Linked DNA regions of Homo sapiens: region 2 is linked to region 1. The links are chromatin loops, found by intact Hi-C in ENCODE. Cell type or tissue: CD14-positive monocyte. All regions are shown on one strand. Links, peaks and the distances in the headings refer to the core of each region. The heading gives the core; the rest is flanking DNA. Region 1 overlaps LOC105371850 (a long non-coding RNA gene). Region 2 overlaps USP32 (ubiquitin specific peptidase 32).

Evidence for each region. Peaks named below come from ENCODE experiments on the same cell type or tissue, not always from the same donor. Only the 100,000 strongest peaks of a DNase experiment are listed, where the experiment ranks them.
Region 2: a loop joins it to region 1, with 2.5 times the contacts of the local background. A loop is called at or near these places in 8 of 110 quality-filtered maps.

Annotation. Positions count from the first base shown.
Region 1 is chr17:60,400,316-60,411,017 of GRCh38, forward strand. It overlaps LOC105371850 (a long non-coding RNA gene), which reads right to left. Exons shown (of 3, transcript XR_934893.3): 3 at 2,383-2,646. It also overlaps a transcript of USP32 not described here. Among named protein-coding and RNA genes, the nearest start is that of USP32, 14 kb to the left of the region's middle. In CD14-positive monocyte, for the core only: no CTCF peak of the experiment used is centred there; no DNase peak of the experiment used is centred there.
Region 2 is chr17:60,352,842-60,363,543 of GRCh38, forward strand. All of the region lies in intron 1 of USP32 (ubiquitin specific peptidase 32), which reads right to left. Among named protein-coding and RNA genes, the nearest start is that of USP32, 34 kb to the right of the region's middle. In CD14-positive monocyte, for the core only: no CTCF peak of the experiment used is centred there; a DNase peak (open chromatin) is centred at 4,900; H3K27ac peaks cover 3,106 bases.

The DNA of each region.
Region 1 (10,702 bases), core at 1,474-9,473:
GAGTGAGAGGAGAAGGGACAAAAGGGCAAACACAGGGAGACCAATTAGGGGGCGACTGCATTAATCCAGGCGTGAGGGTTAGGCGGTGAGAGGTTAGATCCCAGATATTATTTTGAAAGAACAGCCAACAGGATTAGATTGGGATGGATGAGAGAATATTTAAAGATGACTCCAAACTTAGTGACCTAAGTAGTTCAGAATTGCTACTCACTGAGATGAGGAATACAACAGGAGAAGGAGATTTGTGGGTCAAGATCAGAAGCAGAGCTTTGGACATATTACATTTGAGATGTCTATTAGACATCCAAGTGGATAGGTTAAATAGAGAGTTAGATATTTAACTCTGAAGTTAGAAAAGGTACAGGCTGGAGACATAGGTTGAGGAGTCATTAGAGATTGATGGTATTGAAAGCTGTAAGACCAAGATGGGTGCAGTGGCTCATGCCTGTAATCCCAGCTATTTGGGATGCTGAGTCGGGGGGATCACTTGTGGCCAGGGGTTTGAGACCAGCCTAGGCAACATTGGTAGACCTAGTCTCTACAAGAAATAAGAGTTTAAAAATTAGCTTGATATGGTGCCACCTGTGATCCCAGCTCTTTGGGATGCTGAGGCAGGAGGATTGCTTGAGCCCAGCAGTTCGAGACCAGCCTGGCCAACATAGCAAAACCCCATCTCTACAAAAAGATTTTAAAAAGCTGGCATGGTGGCATGTGCCTATAGTCCCAGCTACTTAGGAGGCTGTGGTGAGAGGATGGCTTGAACCGGGGAGGTAGAGGTTGCAGTGAGCTGAGATCATGCCACTGCACTCCAACCTGGGTGACAGAAACAGAGCCAGACCCTGTCTAAAAAAAAAAAAAGACCGGGCGCAATGGCTCACACCTGTAATCCCAGCACTTTGGGGGGCCAAGGTGGGCGTGGTGGTGGGCGCCTGTAGTCCCAGCTACTCAGGAGGCTGAGGCAGGAGAATAGCGTGAACCAGGGAGGCGGAGCTTGCAGTGAGCCGAGATCGCGCCACTGCACTCCAGCCTGGGCGACAGAGTGAGACTCCGTCTCAATTAAAAAGAGAAAGAAAGAAAGAATTATAAGCAGTTGACGAATGCTTTCAGGTAGATAGATCTTAGGAGCTTTATTGGTTTTTGTCAGGTTTCTGTTTTACTGTAATTTGGGGGCTATCAATGTGCAATACTTGACAGGAAGTTCTGGGCACCCTCAAAATTTGTTCTAAAAGAATGTGTTTGGTTAAAGTATGATAATCAAGGGTTAAAAGTAGACCTCTGGGGGCTGGGTGCAGTGGCTCACACCTGTAGTTATCCCAGCACTTTGGGAGGCTGAGGCAGGTGGATCACTTGAGGTCAGGAGTTTGAGACCAGCCTGGCCAACATGGTGAAACCCCATCTCTATAAAAAAAAGAAAAAAAAAAAAAGAAAGAAAGTAGATCTCTGCCTATGCATGAACTTCAGCCTGGTTGTCACTCAGAGATTACTGGGGCCCAAACTTTTGTGCACATTTGTAGATAATATTAACAAACAAATCAATTCATGCAAAAATCTAAGGGAGCAGCCAGTAGATACAAAGTTGTTCCCAGAAAACCCATGGAGAAAGGGTTCAAATTTCCCCCACTGAGACAAACTCTCCCCTAACTCTTATAGTAGCTCACACTGTGTGCTAGCCTCATGGGCAACCTTTCTGGAAAAGGGTGCTAACTTATCCCAGATCTTCTAGTTTTTGTCTGAGTGAAATGAAAACAAAGGTGGGCAAAGTGAAATTCTAGTTAATAGGTCACTGTGTGCATGTATTAGCTGCACCCAATTTTGCATTGTACAAGCACTAATATAAGGATCTTTCATTCTAGTGGTTGTCCCTTCAAAAGAGAAAGCCTGGTAGGGGAACAGTATTTTCTCCATCCTCAATATTCCATCCCTCATTTATCTTTTTTTTTTTTTTTTTTTTTTAATACAGAGTCTCACTCTGTTGCCCAGGCTGGAGTGCAGTGGTGCAATCATGGCTCATTGCAGCCTCGACCTCCCAGGCTCAAGTGATTCTCCCACCTCAGCCTCCTGAGTAGCTGGGACCACAGGCACACACCACCACACCTGGCTAATTTGTTTATTTTTTGTAGAGACAGGGCTTCACCACGTTGCCCAGACTGGTCTTGAACTTGGTTCAAGTGATCCTACCTCTTTGGCCTCCCAAAGTGCTGGGATTACAGGCATAAGCCACTGTGCCTGGTCCTTATTGATCAGTTATTCTTCTGAAACGCTAAATTAGTAATCAGAATCACGTTCCAGCACAGTATGCATTACTTTGCTTACATGAGTATACCTGTGCTACTGTGATTCTGGGTTGTCATTGCTTCATAAGAAATTATTCCAAACACTGAGTAGCATAAAACAATGACAACATTTATTTTGCTTATGAAACTGCAATGAGCAAAGCTCAATGGGGAGAGCTAATCTGTACGCCATTTAGTGTCAGCTGCAGTGGCCTGAAAGCTAGGGACTGGAATCCTCTGAAGGCTTTCTCACTCATGTCTGCCAGTTGATGCTTGTTGTCAGCTAAGGCCTTAGCTGGAGTTGTCATAAAAACAGCCCACTGTGCTTCCTCTTTCCTGACAACATTGTGGTTAGGTTCCAAAGGTGAGCATCCTGAAAAGAGGAGGGGAGAGAAGGGGGCTGGTGTAGTGGGCGGGTAAGCCGTATCTCTGTTTTTTTTTTGAGACGGAGTCTCGCTCTGTTGCCAGGCTGGAGTGCAGTGTCACGATCTCGGCTCACTGCAACCTCCACCTCCCGGGTTTAAATGATTCTCCTGCCTCAGCCTCCTGAGTAGCTGGGTCTACAGGCGCGCGCCACCACGCCCAGCTAATTTTTGTATTTTTAGTAGAGACAGGGACAGGGTTTCACCATGTTGGCCAGGATGGTCTTGATCTCTTGACCTCGTGATCTGCCGGCCTCGGCCTCCCAAAGTGCTGGGATTACAGGCATGAGCCACTGCGCCCAGCCAAGCTGTATCTTATGACCTAGCCTCAGATGTAACGCAGTGTCACTTCTGCTGCATTTTAGTCATTGAAGTAGCCACAAAGTTCTGCCCAGGTTTAAGGGGAGGTGAAATAATATCCAGAAATGTTGTCATGCCACAGTCTGCCCTCGGGTTACAATTCAGATTCCTCCCATTTGTAAGATGCATACACCGTTTCTTCTAAAACAGCCTTGAGGTCTAGGATCTCATCATCTAGATCAGGTCCAGGGGGACTAACGCTCCTCAGGTGTGGTTCCTCAAATACAATGCCTTTTGACTTGAACACCTGCTCTTAGTTAGTATACAATGAGTTTATTTAAGGAAAGGGGGTCGTGATGTATTGAACTTACTTTTAAATGCTTCAGGGACAAACTATATATTTTTTCACACATATATATTTGAAGACTATATACATACAGAAACATGGGCCGGGAGCAATGGCTCCCACCTGTAATCCCAGCACTTTGGGAGGCCAAGGCGGGAGTATTGATTGAGCCCAGGAGTTCAAGACCAGTCTGGGTAACATAGTGAGACTCTATGTCTACAAAAAATTAAAAAATTAGCCAGGCAGTTTGGCACACGCCTGTGGGTCCCAGCTACTTGGGCAGCTGAAGTAAGAGGATTGCTTGAGCTTGGGAGTCAAGGCCGCAGTGAGCCGCGATCACACCACTGCACTCCAGCCTGGGTGACAGGGCGAGACCCTGCCTCAAAAAAAAAAAAAAAGGAAAAGAAAAAAAGAAAGAAAAAGAAATATGCGCACACACACATATTTCTGGGGATTACTTCCCATCCCTTGAGCTTGGGCGGAACTGTATGACTGCTTAAATGATGGAATGTAGCAGAAGTGATACTGTTACATTTGAGGCTAGGTTTTAGAGAGAGAGGTGGGGGAGAGGGAGAGAGAATGCAAATAATAAAGCAAATTGAGCAGATGTTAATAGGTGAATCTGAATAAAGGGTATATGCAAGTGTTCTTTGTGCTATTCTTGTGTTTGCAACTTTTCTGTAAGCTTGAAATTATTTCCAAATAAAAAGTTTTTTTTTAATGTGATGCACATGGAAGAGGTCCTGAGCTTTAAATATTTTGATATTTTTAATTCCAGGGCAAATCCCAACTTGATTTTTATACCAAACCTTTAGTTCCTCCTTTGCCCAGATTTCTACAAGAAGACAATCTCGTTTCCTAAAAGAACTAGTTCTAGGAGAAACCGTCTTTGAGAGAGGAGATTTGGCATAATGAGACTCAACTTTTCAATTATCTTTGTATGACCTACTACACTAAAGGCATCTTGAAGCTATGTATGGTTTATAGGGAAATTGTAGAAGAGTGCACCTCAGCCTCCTTGGAACAAAAGAGACTGGGATTAGCTGCCTTGAAGAACCATCATTGTGTTCCCAGAGTTCAAATTCTAAAAATAGTGGCTGCTGAGAAACAACCTTCTCATCTTTCCTGTATGAAAAGGACACTTAAATAGAAGGCTGGTCTTTTTACTTAACAGTGTCACAATCTCCAAACAACCAAGGAGTAATCACTACTAAATGTCCCATTTTAGAAGCTGTTTGGGTGGGTGCGATGACTCCACGCCTGTAATCCCAGCACTTTGGGAGGCCGAGGCAGGCGGATCTCTTGAGGTGAGGAATTGGAGACCAGTCTGGCCAACTTGGTGAAACCCTCGTCTCTACTAAAAATACAAAAATTAGCCGGTATGGTGCTGCACAGCTACTCGGGAGGCTGAAGCACAAGAATTGCCTGAACCAGGGAGGTAGAGGCTGCAGTGACCCACGATCATGCCACTGCACTCCAGCCTAGGCGACAGAGCAAAACTGTTTCAAAAATAAAAAGAACAAAAAATAGAAGCTGTTAGTTTTTTGTTTTTGTTTTTGTTTTTGAGACAGAGTTTCGCTCTGTCACCCAGGCTGGAGTGCAGTGGCTCAATCTCGGCTCACCACAGCTTCCACCTCCTGGGTTCAAGCAACTCTCCTGTCTCAGCCTCCCAAGTAGCTGGGATTACAGGCACACACCTCCAAGCCAACCTAATTTTTTTTGTATTGTAGTAGAGATGGGGTTTCACCGTGTTGCCCAGGCTGGTCTCGAACTCCTGAGCTCAGACAGTCCACCCGCCTCAACCTCCCAAAGTGCTAGGATTACAGGCATGAGCCACTGTGCCTGGCTGAAGCTGTTAGTATTTTTAAAATCATGCGGTTGAATTGCTTGAGCCCAAGAATTCGAGACCAGCATGGGCAACATATCAAAACCCCATCGCTACAAAAATACAAAAATTAGCCAGGCCTAGTGGCATGTTGCCTATAGTCCCAGCTGCTCAAGAGGCTAAGGTGGGAGGATCACCTGAGCCTGGGGAGGTGGAGGCTGCAGTGAATCATGATCACACCACTGCATTCCTGCCTGGGCAACAGAGTGAGATCCTGTCTCAAAACATAAAATAAAATTAAATAAATAAATAAAAGGCACCTCAGGGCCATTTAATAAATTCATCCGTAACCATCGTGCATAGAATTTTATTCTTTCAAAGGTTATTATTTGGCTGGGTGCAGAAGCTCACTCCTGTAATCCAGCACTTTGGGAGGCCAGTGTGGGAGGATTGCTTGAGCCCCAGAGTTGAGACCAGCCTGGGAAACATAGTTAGACGCCACCTCTCCAAAATGTCTTTTTTAAATTTAGCTAGGTGTACTGGTGCACACCTGTATTCTCAGCTACTTGGGAGGCTGAGTTGGGAGGATCACTTGAGTCCAGGAGGTCAAGGCTGCAGAGAGCCGTGATCATACCACTGTACCCCAGCCTGGGTGACAGTGCAAGACCTTGTCTCAAAAAAAAAAAAAAAAAAAAAAGCTTATTATTCTGAAAAAAAAAATTTTTTTTTGGAGACAGTCTTGTTCTTGTCATCCAGGGACCATCTCAGCTCACTGCAACCTCCGCCTCCTGGGTTCAAGCGATTCTCCTGCCTCAGCCTCCCAAATAGCTGGGACTACAGGCCCATGCCACCATGCCCAGCTAATTGTTGTATGTTTAGTAGAGAAAGGGTTTTGCCATGTTGCTCAAGCTGGTCTCAAACTCCTGGCCTCAAGTGATCCACCCTCCTCAGCCTCCTAAAGTGCTGGGATCACAGGCGTGTGCCACTGCACCTGGCCCATTATTCTGAAATTCTACATTGAAGTTCTTCTTTTGCTTTTTTTTCTCTTTTTTGAGACAGAGACTTGCTCTGTCACCCAGGCTGGAGTGCAATGGCATGACCTCGGCTCACTGTAATCTCCACCTCCCAGGTTCAAGCGATTCTCCTGCCTCAGCCTCCTGAGTAGCTGTGATTACAGGCACGCGCCACCACGCCCAGCTAATTTTTGTATTTTTAGTAGAGACAGGGTTTCACCATGTTGATCAAGCTGGTCTTAAACTCCTGACCTCGTGATCCACCTGCCTCAGCCTCCCAAAGTACTGGGATTACAGACATGAGCCACTGCGCCTGGCCTTTCTTTCTTTCTTTCTTTCTTTTTTCAAACTCCATTTTGTAAGGTTGATCAGTTGCTCAAAGACTGACATGCTAATCAAATTTCAGTGAAACAGAGGACTTTTGTTTCTGATCATGATGGAGTTAAAAGGGACCAGATTAACCCTTCTGCCATACACACCTAGGAAGCTAGACAAAACATACAGAACAACCGTTTTCAGATGTTGGACAATTGGCAGTGCAGAACTGACGTCATTGAGATAAAGAAAACAAATGAGGTAAATTCTGTGATTTTCCTAGCTTTTTGCCTAGGGGTGCAATCTGGATCATAAAATCAGAATGTGGCAATCTCACTGAGGACGCACAGATTGGAGTTCATGGAACCTGAGGCAGCTGTGGAAGTTGCTGTGCAAAATTCCAAAAAGGAAGAAGGTATGCAAAAACCTTCAGAAATTTGCATAGGATCTTGAGTTTTTTCTGAATATTAAGGTAGCCATAAGTAGAGCTAAGTTCCAGGAGACTGAGCAAAGAACAATTGAAGAGATGTAACTGAACAATTCCCAGAGCTAGGAAACATACAAATTATGACCAATTGGAGTAGAAATAACTTAGTGACCTCCCAAGATGTTCAGGAGAGACTGCAGCAGAGGTAAACCTTACTAAAAGGTCTAAACTAGGTCTAGAGTAAAGTACACGCTAGAACTGCTTAATGAAGCTTAAAAACTAGCCTCAAAAACATCAAACTAATCCAAAAGTAAGTTAACAATCTGGTACAACAAAGACCTATACTCTTTAAGGGAAGACTACAAAATACAGACATTCAACAATGTGACATCCACATTAGCCAGGTGTGGTGGTCCATGCCTGTAATCCCAGCTACTCAGGAGGCTGAGGCAGAAGAATTGCTTGAACCCAGGAGGCGGAGGTTACAGTGAGCCGAGATTAAGCCACTGTGCTCCAGCCTGGGCGACAGAGCAAGCCTCTGTCTCAAAAAAAAAAAAAAAAAAAAAAAAAGCAGAAACAGGCCGGGTGCAGTGGCTCACGCATGTAATTCCAGCACTTTGGGAGGCCAAGGCAGGCGGATTGCCTGAGGTCAGGAGTTCGAGACCAGCCTGGCCAACATGGTGAAACCTCGTCTCTACTAAAAATATAAAAATCAGCTGGGCGTGGGGGTGAGCGCCTATAGTCCCAGCTACTGGGAAGGCTAAGGCAGGATAATTGCTTGAACCTGGGAGGTGGAGATTGCAGTGAGCTGAGATGTCGCCACTGCACTCCAGCCTGGGGTACAGAGCGAGACTCCATCTCAAAAAGAAAAAGAAAGAAAAAGAAAAACAATGTGACATCCTGAGATCCAATAAAAAATTACTATTTATACCAAGAAGCAGGGGGGAAAAATCAGGTGACAGACATGGACCCAGAAATGACAGAAATTATGGAATTAGCAGATAAGAATGATGAAACAGCTATTATAACTATATTTAAAGAAAAACATGAATATAATGAGGAAAGAAGAAAAAAGAACCAGATGGAACTTCTAGTGGTGAAAAATACAGTATCTGAACTTGTAACCACATCGTATCAATCTGGCTCAACTTTTTTTTTTGAGACAGAGTCTCGCTCTGTCCCCCAGGCTGGAGTGCAGTGGCACGATCTTGGCTCACTGCAAGCTCTGCCTCCCGGGTTCAATCGATTTTCCTGCCTCCGCCTCCCAAGTAGCTGGGATTATAGGTGCATGCCACCATGCCCAGCTAATTTTTGTATTTTTAGTAGAGATGGGGTTTCACCATGTTGGCCAGGCTGGTCTTCAACTCCTGACCTCAAATGATCTGCCCACCTCACCCTCCCAAAGTGCTGGGATTACAGGCATGAGCCACCATGCCCGGCCAATCTGGCTCAACTTTTATATAACAAAGTTGTGAGTTTTCAGTTGCTATGGATTCCCCAGGTTGAAGGTTATGTAACCTGAGCATGCCCAGATGAAGCAAGCATGCAACGATAGGGGGAATCTAAGTGCTCAGACCAAGGAGCAGAGACGGAACTAAGTGGACACCACATAGTTTGATCCAGGATCCAATCAGATCAAACTCTGACATCACCCCATGCCAGGATCCAGTCAGATCATGCCTTCTGGCATCACCTCATTGCAAGATCCAATCAGATAATACCTTGCTACCCTATGCTTATAAAACATGACCCAGACCCCAGCTTGGGGAGACACAGCTGAGCATTTCCTCCTATTTCCTTGCCAGCTGACTCACAGTAAAACTTTTCTCAGCCGGGCACAGTGGCTCATGCCTGTAATCCCAGCACTTTGGGAGGCCGAGGTGCACGGATCACCTGAGGCCAGGACTTCAAGACCACCCTGAGCAACATGGCGAAACCCTGTCTCTACTAAAAATACAAAAATTAGCTGGGCATGGTGGCACATGCCTGTAATCCCCGCTGCTAGAGGGGCTGAGGCAGGAGGATCACTTGAACCTAGGAGGCGGAGGTTGCAGTGAGCCGAAATCATGCCACAGCATTCCAGCCTATGCAACAGAGCGAGACTCCGTCTCAAAAACAAAAACAAAACTTTTCTCAAAAACTAGTGCCACAGTATTGGCCTCTATGCACGTCGGGCAGTGAGCCCATTGATTGCTCAGTAACAAAATGAAAAATTCAACATGGCAGCTGGCTTACCCCAGAGCAAGCAATCAGAGGGAAAAAAAGAGGGTTACCTAATGCATTAGTTTTCTATTGCAGTAAAAAATTACCACAAGCTTAGTGGCTCTGAAACCACCCTTGCAAAAATTACAAGTGAGATAAATCTGACATAGAAAAAGTATGATAGTGAAAAAAAGTCTGACCTAACTGACTCCATTTTGCTTCTAACCTCAAAGCCACCCTTGTTCATTTCCCAGCATAGGCCAAACTAACTATGGGAGGAATTTATAGTTTGAAAGAGGGGTGTCCAATCTTTTGGCTTCCCTGGGTCACATTGGAAGAGGAAGAATTGTCTTGGACCACACATAAAATACACTAACACTAATGATAGCTCATAAGCTTAAAAAAATCACAAAAAAACCCTCAATATTTTAAGAAAGTTTATGAATTTGTGTTGGACCACATTCAAAGCTGTCCTGGATGGTATGCAGCCCATGGGTCAAGGGTTGGACAAGCTTGGTTTAAAACAAAGATGAAAATAGCCCCTTCCCAAAACTAACAATCTCCTTGTTCAGCGACTAAAACTGCCTTTGAAAAACTAACAAACTAGCTACAAAGTTAAAATTATGGTTCAGAAGTCTTGTAGCCAGAGGGCACAAGATTTGTAATCTCCCCAGTTGCTCCTATAGATAACATCACTATTGTAAAATCTAAGATTGATGTTTGAGGTATTTTCCAGACCCTGCATTCTGATGGGCTATCTGGTCTTGTAACCCCCAGCAACACATAGGAAGAAACTGGCTCATCTGGTCTTGTAACCTCCACCCAGAAACTGACTCAGTGCAGGAAGACAGCTTTGACCCCCTATGATTTCATCCCTGACCCAACCAATCAGCATACCCCATTCCCTAGTCTCCTGCCCTCCAAACTATCCTTTAAAAACCCTAGCCTCGGTGGGCGCGGTGGCTCATGCCTGTAATCCCAGCACTTTGGGAGGCTGAGGCGGGCAGATCACAAGGTCAGGAGATTGAGACCATCTTGGCTAACACGGTGAAACCCTGTCTCTACTAAAAATACAAAAAATTAGCTGGGCGTGGTGGCAGGCACCTGTAGTCCCAGCTACTCAGGAGGCTGAGGCAGGAGAATGGTGTGAACCTGGGAGGCGGAGCTTGCAGTGAGCCGAGATTGCACCACTGCACGCCAGCCTGGGCCACAGAGTGAAACACTGTCTCAAAAAATAAATAAAGAAAGAAAGAACTAGAGAAGCAAGAGCAAACAAAAACAAATGCAGTCTATACTATATAATGCTATATAAATCACAAGAGTCAAAAGCACATAACATAGGTTAGAAATAGAAACTGTCGGCTGGGTGCGGTGGCTCACGCCTATAATCTCAGCACTTTGGGAGGCTGAGGTGGGGGGATCACAAGGTCAAGAGATTGAGACCATCCTAGCCAACATGGTGAAGCCCCGTTTCTACTAAAAATACAAAAATTAGCCAGGCATGGTGGCACGTGCCTGTAGTCCCAGCTACTTAGGAGACCAGCCTGGACAACATAATGAGACCTTCACCTCTACAAAA
Region 2 (10,702 bases), core at 941-8,940, 48 kb before region 1:
GAAGGCAGATTCAAGAGATAAACTCAACTGAACAGGGTTCACTGAATAATTAGCTGTCAAAGGACTAGAAAGAAAAAAATGATCTTTGATGATTTCAAAGTGTCTGCCTGTTTCTAAGATATACTCAGTGCTACTGATGAAGATTAGTCTAGGGGAGAATTTGAATATATTACATTGTATTTACATTTCTGTTATGAAATGAATGTATGTGTCCTCCCCTCAAATTCATATGTTGAAGCCCTAACACACAGTGTGGCTGGTTTTGGAGTAAGGAAGCAATTATTGTTAAATAAGCTTATAAGGATAGGACGCTGAACTTACAGGATTAGTGTTCATAGAAGAAGAGACACCAAAGGGCTCAAGCGCAACATAGGCACAGAGGAAAGAGCATGTATGGATGCAACGAGCAGGAAAGGCTCTCTTCTGCAGGCCAGGAAGAGAGCCCTCACCAAAAACAAAACCTTGCTGGAACCCAACGTTATTTCCAATGGGAAATAACATTTCTGTCGTTTAATCATCCAGTCTTTGGTATTTTGTGATGGTAGCCCAAGCTGACTACTATCATTTCTATAGTACCAATGGTAAATAGACCAACTCCTCCATTTTAATTTAGATAGAGGCCAGTGCGGTGGCTCACACCTGTAATCCCAGCACTTTGGGAGGCCGAAGCAGGTGGATCACTTAAGGCCAGGAGTTCGAGACCAGCTTGGCCAACACGGAGAAACACCATCTCTACTAAAAATACAAAAATTAGCCAGGGATGGTGGTGCACACCTGTAATCCCAGCCACTCAGGAGGCTGAGGCAGGAGAATCGTTCGAACCTGGGAGGCAGAGGTTGTGGTGAGCAGAGATTGCACCACTGCACCCCAGCCTGGGAGACAGAGTGAGACTCTGTCTAAAAACAAATAAAAAATAATTTAGATAATCTATGTAAATCGCTTTTACAAAGTCATATGAAGAGATCAGAACTCACTGTCCATGAAAGGAAAATAAAATTATGTAATTAACAATTGCACAAAACAAACATAAGAGAGCAGCACAACGCTCATTGTCATGCTCTAAACTTTTAGAGGTTACCGTGTCTACACCAGTAGTTATTAACCTTTTCTGCAGTGACACAGAATGGATGTTGTCATTACCATGAGCATTCCGTAAATTCTAGCTGCAACTATACTCTTTACTTCCAGTCAAGAAATCACATGCATGTGTGAAATGCATGAAATTAAATCCATTTTTGTAAAGGTAAGCTTTTTTCTTGAAGTTCAATACTTTATTATTACTCATTACATGGTATAAAATATTTCACAATAAACCACAATACTGGTGTTCTATTCCCCTATTATATACTGCTTTATATTATAACTTTTTTTCAAAGGTAATATTTGTCTTATCTCTCCAAGTATATTTTAAGTCTCTTGAGAGCAAAGACCAAGTCTATTCTTCATCTCTATTTCTTTAAGACAGCCAAGGCAGGACCATGCATTCTGATTTCTGTTATAGGATAGGAGTTTCCGTTTTAACAGTTTGGTTCCAAAGGCAAAGAGGAAAATTTAACAACATCTGAATCAGAGGATAACCACAGAGATAAATAAACATTGGGAAATATGCCTTTCACTGCCAAAGTGGGCTAAGAATTTACAAACCTAGGACAAGAAGAAATTGTATAATGCAGCAAAGAAAACACAACCAACATATTTGTAAATCTGCTTGGTGCAGCTGATCTGAAGTAAATTAACCTATCAAAAGTCACTTTGGTAGGGTCCCTGCTAAAAAAAGCTACTGCAGAGCCACTTCAGGTAGATGATAAAACCCAGATGGGACATCTCAGGCAAGAGGGGGCCTACAACTAGCAATTTTTTTTGCTACTGGTGACTTTGTGCCAAATGTCCATGAACAAATGAATCCAAAAAAGTATGATATAAGGCCAGGTGTGTGGCTCACGCCTGTAATCCCAGCACTTTGGGAGGCTGAGGCAGGCAGATCGCTTAAGGTCAGGAGTTCGAAACCAACCTGGCCAACAGAGTTTGCTCCCTCTCTACTAAAAATACAAAAGTTAGCTGGGCATAGTGGCGGTGCCTGTAGTCCCAGCTACTCAGGAGACTGAGGCAGGAGAATCACTTGAACCCAGGAGGTGGAAGTTGCAGTGAGCCGAGATAGCGCCACCGCACCCCAGCCTGGGCAACATAATGAGGCTCTGCCTCAAAAACAAAAACATAAAACTATGATACATTCTTATTATAGAATACTTTTCAGCATAAAAAGGAGAAAACGAAAGTGCTGATATATGCAACAACATGGATGATGCTCACAGATATTATACTAAGTAAAAGAAGGCTGATTAAAAAAAAGAGCAGATACTCTGTGATTCCCCAAGTTCTAGAACAGGAACAACTCATCAATGATGACAGGTCAGAACAGTTATTGCCTCTGAGGATGTGGTAAATTTACTGGTAAGAGGAACAAGTCAACTTTCATAGGTGATAGAAATGTTCTGTATCTTGTCAAAATGCAAGGACACATGACTTTTGTATTTTAGGATATAAAAATTTTCCCTCCAAAAAAACCTGTAAGGAGACCGATTGCCGGAATGGTAAAGACCTCTGAAAATCCATTCTTCTAAAAAAGCAGCAAGAACACTATCAAAAACTGTCAAAATCCAACTTTTTCAGAACTCTAGAAATCAACCAAATGCTTGCAATAATCCAAAGAGCTTTATTCCAGAAAAATGACTGAGCTGAGTGCGGTGGCAATCCCAGCACTTTGGGTGACTGAAGCAGATGAATTGTTTGAGCCTAAGAGTTTAAGACCAGCCTGGGCAACATGGCAAACACTGTCTCTACAAAAACTACAAAAATTGGTGGCACACGCCTGTAGTCTCAACTACTCAGGAGACTAAGGTGGGAGGATCACTAGCGCCTGGGAGGTCAAGGCTGCAGTCAGCCATGATCATGCCACTGCACTCCAGGCTGAGTGACAGCTCACTCTCTCAAAAAAAAAAAAAAAAGAGAGAGAAAGAAAAAAAAAAAAGAATGGCTGAACCTCTGTAAAAAAAAAAAAAAAAAAAAAAAAGCAGTATTTGTGGTGTTTTAACATGTTCTATTCCCATCACCTTCTCCCCAGCTATGCAATAGCTTTGAAAACCAAAAATCTCCCTAAGCTGTAAAAACCAACAGTCAAACAGCCACTGAAGGAGGCAGAATGGGTTTAGAGCTTCTCAAAAGAAGTGTCAATATTTGACCTATCTGGTAGCTCATTAAAAAGTTCCATTCTCAAGCTTTGTCTTTATTTGATCTGGCTTTGAGTTCACTCTACAAATAAAACTTTTTCCCCTGGCATTCTTCAAAAACAATCAGTGGCAACTATATAACTTCACAGCTGCCTGAGAAAGCAGTGGCAGATGGGGCTAACAAGAGGTTAACCAAAAAACATGAAAGGAAAACCTGGAAAACAGCAAGCCCACAAGGGCTTTGAAAGGCTCTGACATATTCCTGGAAATCCAAAAGGCCACCTGCATATGGAGAGCTGTGCATGTGCCCCAAAATTCCCATATCTCTCACTTTGGCTGACCTTAAACCTCCACACAAGCAGGAAGTGAAGGCTAAAGCAGAGTTGCAAACTGACTGTACAACATTTGAACACACACCCGAGTAGTATAGAACCCCTCCGCCAAGGCTGAACTTATAGGTTCAAGGCATTTTTAAAAGTCTCTGTCCAATCTTAGCTGACCACTAAGCTAAATAAGCACACACAAAAAAGAATACACACTTTATAAAATCAGACCAAGAAAGTCACTAAGCAAATAAATAATAGCAGGAACAACAACAAATAGCAGTAACAAACCTTAAGGTAGGGAATCCAATTTCCAGAGCTGCCACACTACAGTACTTAAAATGTCTCATTTTCAACAAAAAATTGCAAAGCATTTAAGTAAGAAAATGAAGCCCATACACAGGAAAAAGGGCATTAAATAGAAACTGTCTGTAGGCAAGTCCAGACATTTGATTTACTAGGTAAACACTTTAATGAACTATTTATAAACAAGTTCAAAGAAGAAAAAAAAACATGCCTAATGACTTCAAGTATGAGAACACTGTCTCACCAAATGGAGAATATCAATAGTGAGATGAGATGGATATTATAAAAAGAAACCAATTAGCAATTCTGGAGTTGAGAAGTATGAGGTTGCAGTGAACTATGATTGCATCACTGCACTCCAGCTGGGACAACAGAGTAAGACCTTATCTCAAAAAAACAAAACAATTGCAAAATTTGAAGACAGTCAATTTTGATTATCCAGTCTGAGGAACAGAAAGAACAACAAATGAAGAGGCCAGGCACTGGCTCACACCTCTAATCCCAGAACTCTGAGTGGTCCAGGTGGGAGGACAGCTTGAGACCAGGAGTTCAAGACCAGCCTGGGCAACAGAGGGAGACCCCATCTCTACAAAAAATAAATAATAATTAGGCAGGCATGGTGATACACGCCTATGGTTCCAGCTACACGGGAAGCCAAGGCAGGAGGACTGCTTGAGCCCAGGAGTTGGAGGCTGCAGTGAGCTATGATTGAACCCCTGCACTCCAGCCTGGGCAACAGAGCAAGACCCTGTCTCTTAAAAATAAAAATAAATATATATATGATATGTAGACCAAGCAAGCAACAGAGCAAGACCCTGTCTCTTAAAAAATAAAAATAAAAATATATATATGTAGATATATCAGTACATTCATAGTCATACATCTCTTGCTGACAACTCCCAATTCCTTATACAAAAGGACAAAAATGTCCTAAGGGTACCTTTATCTTTCCAAGTGATTAATAGTAGTTAATATCATTAAACATTCTCAGGCTGAAGCTGAATTAATCTCTGGAAAGGACTGGATGACTCAGCAGTGAAGAGTATTCATATTCTCAAGCATTGGCATTTAGATACTTTTTTTTTTTTGAGACGGAGTTTCACTCTTGTTGCCCAGGCTGGAGTGCAATGGCGCAATCTCAACTCACTGCAACTTCCACCTCCCAGGTTCAAGCAGTTCTCCTGCCTCAGCATCCCAAGTAACTGGGATTACAGGCATGTGCCACCACACCCAGCTAATTTTGTATTTTTAGTAGAGATGGGGTTTTCACCATGTTGGTCAGGCTGGTCTCGAACTCCTGACCTCAGGTGATCCACCCGCCTCCACCTCCTAAAGTGCTGAGATTACAGGTGTGAGCCACCACACCCAGCCCTAGATACATTTTTAAATGACTTTTTCCATTTAATTGTCTGCTTCATCTAGCATTCCCATAGTATTGTTTCTACTACTTTTTTATTGCAAATATAGAGTATTTCAGCTATACTATGACTTAATTTTCTGTAAGCCACCACCCTATGAACCTAATCATCACTTATAACATTGTTTCTACGGAAAAATAAGTTTTAAATTCCAGATGAACTTTTGAACACAATCCAGGCTGGGCATGGTACCTCACACCTGTAATCCCAGCACTTTGGGAGGCTGAGGCAGGTGGATCACTTGAGGTCAGGAGTTCGAGGCCAGCCTGGCCAACATGGTAAAACCCCATCTCTACCAAAAATACAAAAATTAGCCAGGTGTGGTGGCGGGTACCTGTAGTCCCAGCTACCTGCTAGGCTGAGGTGGGAGAATCATTGAACCCAGTAGGTAGAGGCTGCAGTGAGCCGAGATCATGCCACTGCACTACAGCCTGGGTAACAGAGGGAGACTCTGTCTCAAAAAAACATAATAAAAATAAAAATAAAGGTAATAGTCCTCTGTGCTTCAAGAATATAAAAGACCACTAGGAAAACAGAAGGTCAAGTAAGTTTTTAACATCTAAAAATGAGATTAAAAAATGAACATTATTCTTACAGAAGGAGTTTATCATAGATCTAATTTTGAGAAACTAGATGAGACCAGGATATTGAGGATGACGGTGCTTCGCAAGGTTTTGATATTACATCATGGGGCACCACTGACAACTAAGAAAATATAGCTTAGTCTATGATTACAGGGCCAACAGGGATGTCACTTGCCAAGATTGAGAATCTCTGGCTTAGGCCAAAAAGATTTAAAATGTTATAACACACAATAAATTGATAAAAATTTAAAATGCAAACCTTAGAACCAGAAGGTAGAGACACACGAGAGGTTCCAGCTGCTGCAAACTACTTCTCATTCCCTAACCACATTATGTTCACTGCTACTGTCCTTGCAGTGTCCTCTGCCTATGAGCTCCAATCATACTCTGAACAATCCAACATCCTTCAAGGCTTGGCTTAATGTCCCTCCTTTATTTTTTGGAAGCCTATTCTAATTGCTTCCATGCCCCACCACCTAAAATGTTAGGTGTCCCTCCTACAAAATAACTTTCCTTATAATCACTTATTCAATATCAAATTCTCAATGCTTTAACTTTAAAATAACACAGCTTATATTGTATGTTTATTGAATTGTATATCTCCCCTCTGCTCTTTAAGAACAAAGAAACTGCCTTATTTATATGTATCCCCAACACCCAGCAAAGAACCTTAAATATTATTGATATTTTTGGATAAAGACAGAATTTTTTAAATGATCAAATAAATGTGCTATCTATTCTCTTGTCCAAGGCCTATGCTTATTACTAAACCTCAGCATCTAGAACAACTTCTGACACACAGTAAGAACTCAGAAAAAATGTTTTTTCAAGCAGGACACAGTGGCTCAAACCTGTAATTCCAGAACTTTGGGAGGCTGAGATGAGAGGATCACTTGAGCCCAGGAGTTTGAGACCAGCTTGAGCCACACAGGGAGACCCTGTCTCTACAAAAAGCAAAAATATTAGCATGGTGGTGTGCACCTGTACCAGCTACTCAGGAGCTGGGAGCTACTCAGGTGGGAGGATCACTTAAGCCCAGGATTGGAGACTGCAGTGACCTATGATTGAACCACTATACTCCAGCATTCCATAAAGAATGAGACCTTGTCTCTGAAAATAATAGATAAATAAAGAGTTCATAGAAACATGACAATGTTTGTAAGACAAAGATTTTTTTTTTTTTTTTGAGATGGAGTCTTGCTTTGTTGCCCAGGCTGGAGTACAGTGGCGCAGTCTCGGCTCACAGCAAGCTCCACCTCCCAGGTTCACACCATTCTCCTGCCTCAGCCCCCCGAGTAGCTGGGACTACAGGCGCCCACCACCACACCTGGCTAATTTTTTTGTATTTTTAGTAGAAACGGGGTTTCACCATGTTAGCCAGGATGGTCTTGATCTCCTGACCTCGTGATCCACCTGCCTCAGCCTCCTAAAGTGCTGGGATTACAAGCGTGAGCCACCGCGCCCGGCCCTGTAAGACAAAGATCCTTAAACCTGGCCAGGCACAGTGGCTCACACCTGTAATCCCAGCACTTTGGGATGCGAGGTGGCCTTCTGACTTGAGGTCAGGAGTTTGACACCAGCCTGGCCACCATGGCAAAACCCCGTCTCTACTAAAAATACAAAAATTATTTTTTGTATTTTTACAAATACAAAAAATTTTTGTATTTGTATTTTGTATTACAGGCGCAGTGGCTCATGCCTGTAATCCCAGCACTTTGGGAGGCCAAGGTGGGTGGATCACCTGAAGTCAGGAGTTCGAGACCAGCCTGGCAAACATGGAGAAACCCCGTATCTACTAAAAATACAAAAGTTAGCCAGGCGTGGTGGCACATGCCTGTAGTCCCAGTTACTTGGGAGGCTGAGGCAGGAGAATTGCTTGAGCCTGGAGGTGGAGGTTGCAGGGAGGCAGAGGTTGCAGTGAGCTGAGATTGCACCACTGCACTCCAGCCTGGGCAACAGAGTAAGACTCCATCGCAAAAAAACAAACAAACAAAAACTAAAACTATACAAAATACATGCAGAAGTAGATGATAATGTGAAAAAAATGTGGTTGTTGTGCTGGGATTAATTTTTTAAATTAGTTTTTCATTACACAAGCAGTAAGTGAATGCATTCTTCTTCTAAATTCAAACAGTATACATAAAGTAGGCCGGGCGCGGTGGCTCACACCTATAATCCCAGCACTTTGGGAGGCCAAGGCAGGCAGATCGCTTGAAGTCAGGAGTTCGAGACCAGCCTGGCCAACATGGCGAAACCCCATCTCTACTAAAAATACAAAAATTAGCCAGGTGTGGTGGCACATGCCTGTAATTCCAGCTACAGGGGAGACTGAGGCAGGAAAATTGCTTGAACCTGAGAGGCGGAGATTGAAGTGAGCTGAGAACATGCCACTGCACTCCAGCCTGGGCAACAGAGCAACACTCTGCCTCAGAACAAACAAACAACAACAACAAAAACCCGGTATATATAAAGCTAAACATACCACTACCATAAAATCCTACTTACTTCCTCCCCTCAGTCCTAATCCCTCCCGTGCCCATTCAGTCTTCCCCAAGAGATAATCAGTTTGGTTTGTCTCCTTTCAGATCTTTTTCCATGCTTTTATAAGATGTACCCCCACAGAAACTTACAGCGGTTAGCATATAATACATATTATAATGCAACTTACTACATATAGATTTAGTTCATTCCTTATGTGCTGTATAGTTTTTCATTATATAACATTAGTAATATACAGGTATTCACTTACTGTTCATATTTAGGCTGTTACCCGTCATGAAAAACCATATACATGCCTCCTTAGATACATACAGAGAGTGCTTCTCCAGTGAGCACTAGGGTCATTCCCAGTTTTTTGGTCATTGCCAGACTTCCTTCCAAGTGGCTCTACCAATTTACATTCCCACAATTGTGCTTTTCCTAGCCTCTTGTTCACTATTGCTTAGTAGTTTCTACAATTCAACTTTTTAAAAATTATAGAAGAACCTATCCTGTATAGCCTATCTAAGGGTAGCTGTTTAAATAATGAAGAAAAATCAATATCCACTTATCCTGTCATTCAGAAGGTATAAATCTGGCACCCTGCTATTATGTCCTCATTTCTATTCCCAAGCAGACCATCTGTAATTCAAAGTAGAAAACAGTGTGGAGAGAGAAAGATACATGTATATATATATATGCCATTTGGCCTCAATGCTCAATGTTAACACAAAGATATAGTGTTAACAGTATTACTATATGTGGGTATGTGCCTGGAAACTAAAAGTGGATCCACTCTTCCCTTCTACTATGTCCATACAAAGTTGTTCTTGGCTTTACCACAATACACATGGTTAGTACAGACTGTAGAATGGATGGTGGCTCCATATCTTTACTTCACAGACTGCCAGTGTCTGTAATCAAAATGAACCACCCCATCTTTGCAAAGCATCAGGTTGCCCCATCTGCCACTACTTCTGTTCCCCCAGCATCCCTGAGCTTGAATACATCACATTAAAAAAAATCGTAGTCTGAGAAAATTCTGCTCTTTTCTAACAGAAAGTTCGTATTAACAAGCATAAAAATGTGAAGAAAAATATAGAATGAAATCTGTATGTTGTACAACAAAGCTCTTTGTCCATGAATCAACCAGTAACAATTTATAAACTTTAGAGGACAAATGGAGAAATACGCAAGTTGGATGGGTTTTCCTCTACTAAGAATGAATGCTCCCATTCTGAAACATGTAAAATATGCCACTATAAAATTAACAATTTAAATTAATTTCTGAGGAGGAATGTGTCTTTGAAAACTGCCCACAAGAACAGAACATAAATTTAGAAAGACATCACTTAGTTTATTGTCACAGGAAATCTGTTGTATACTTAAACGCTGCAGGAGAGTCTTAAACATATCATGGAGAGAATGTCCTTAAGTATTCATTAGTTTTTTTCGTTTCCATAATATAACAAAATGACTATTTAACATATGTTGATGACAAATGTTCTAGTTTATTCATTTGCTTCCAGCAGTTTCTCGAATCAAATACACAATTTATCATTCTCCTGGTTCACAAACTTCTGAAGCTATCAAAAATGTGGTACTCATTAGTTCAACTATATTAAAAAATGTTTCCAAGTATCCTTCTTTCCCTCAGGAGAGGAAAAAAAAAAACAAAAAACACCTTAGTCAAAAGGCAGCTAATAGTCCAATTTCCTTTACAAATCTAACCAAATTGTAATAACTGATTGTCTTTAACTCATTAAACAAAATAAGATTAATAATAAATGTTGCATCTAATCCAGCATTTTACTCTTTAAAAAGAATTTTTGGCCAGGCACAGTGGCTCAGGTCTATAATCCTAGCATTTGGGAGACCAAGGAGGGAAGATCACATGAGACCAAGAGTTCAAGATCAGCCTGGGCAACACAGTGAGACCCCATCTCTATTTTTTAAAAAATATTAAATTTTTTAAATTAAAAAAAAATTTTTTGAGGCCAGGCGCGGTGGCTCACACCTGTAATCCCAGCACTTTGGGAGGCTGAGGCGGGCAGATTGCCTGAGCTCAGGAGTTCGCAACCAGCCTAGGCAACACGATGAAACCCCGTCTCTACTAAAATACAAAAAATTAGCTGGGCGTAGCGGCGTGCACCTGTAGTCCCAACTACTCAGGAGGCTGAGGCAGGAGAATTGCTTGAACCCGGGAGGTGGAGGTTGCAGTGAACCAAGATTGCGCCACTGCACTTCGGCCTGGGTGACAGAGCGAGACTCTGTCTCAAAAAAAAAAAAAAAAAAGCGCCACTGCACTCCAGCCTGGGTGACAGAGCAAGACTCTGTCTCAAAAAAAAAAAAATTTGAGACAGGGT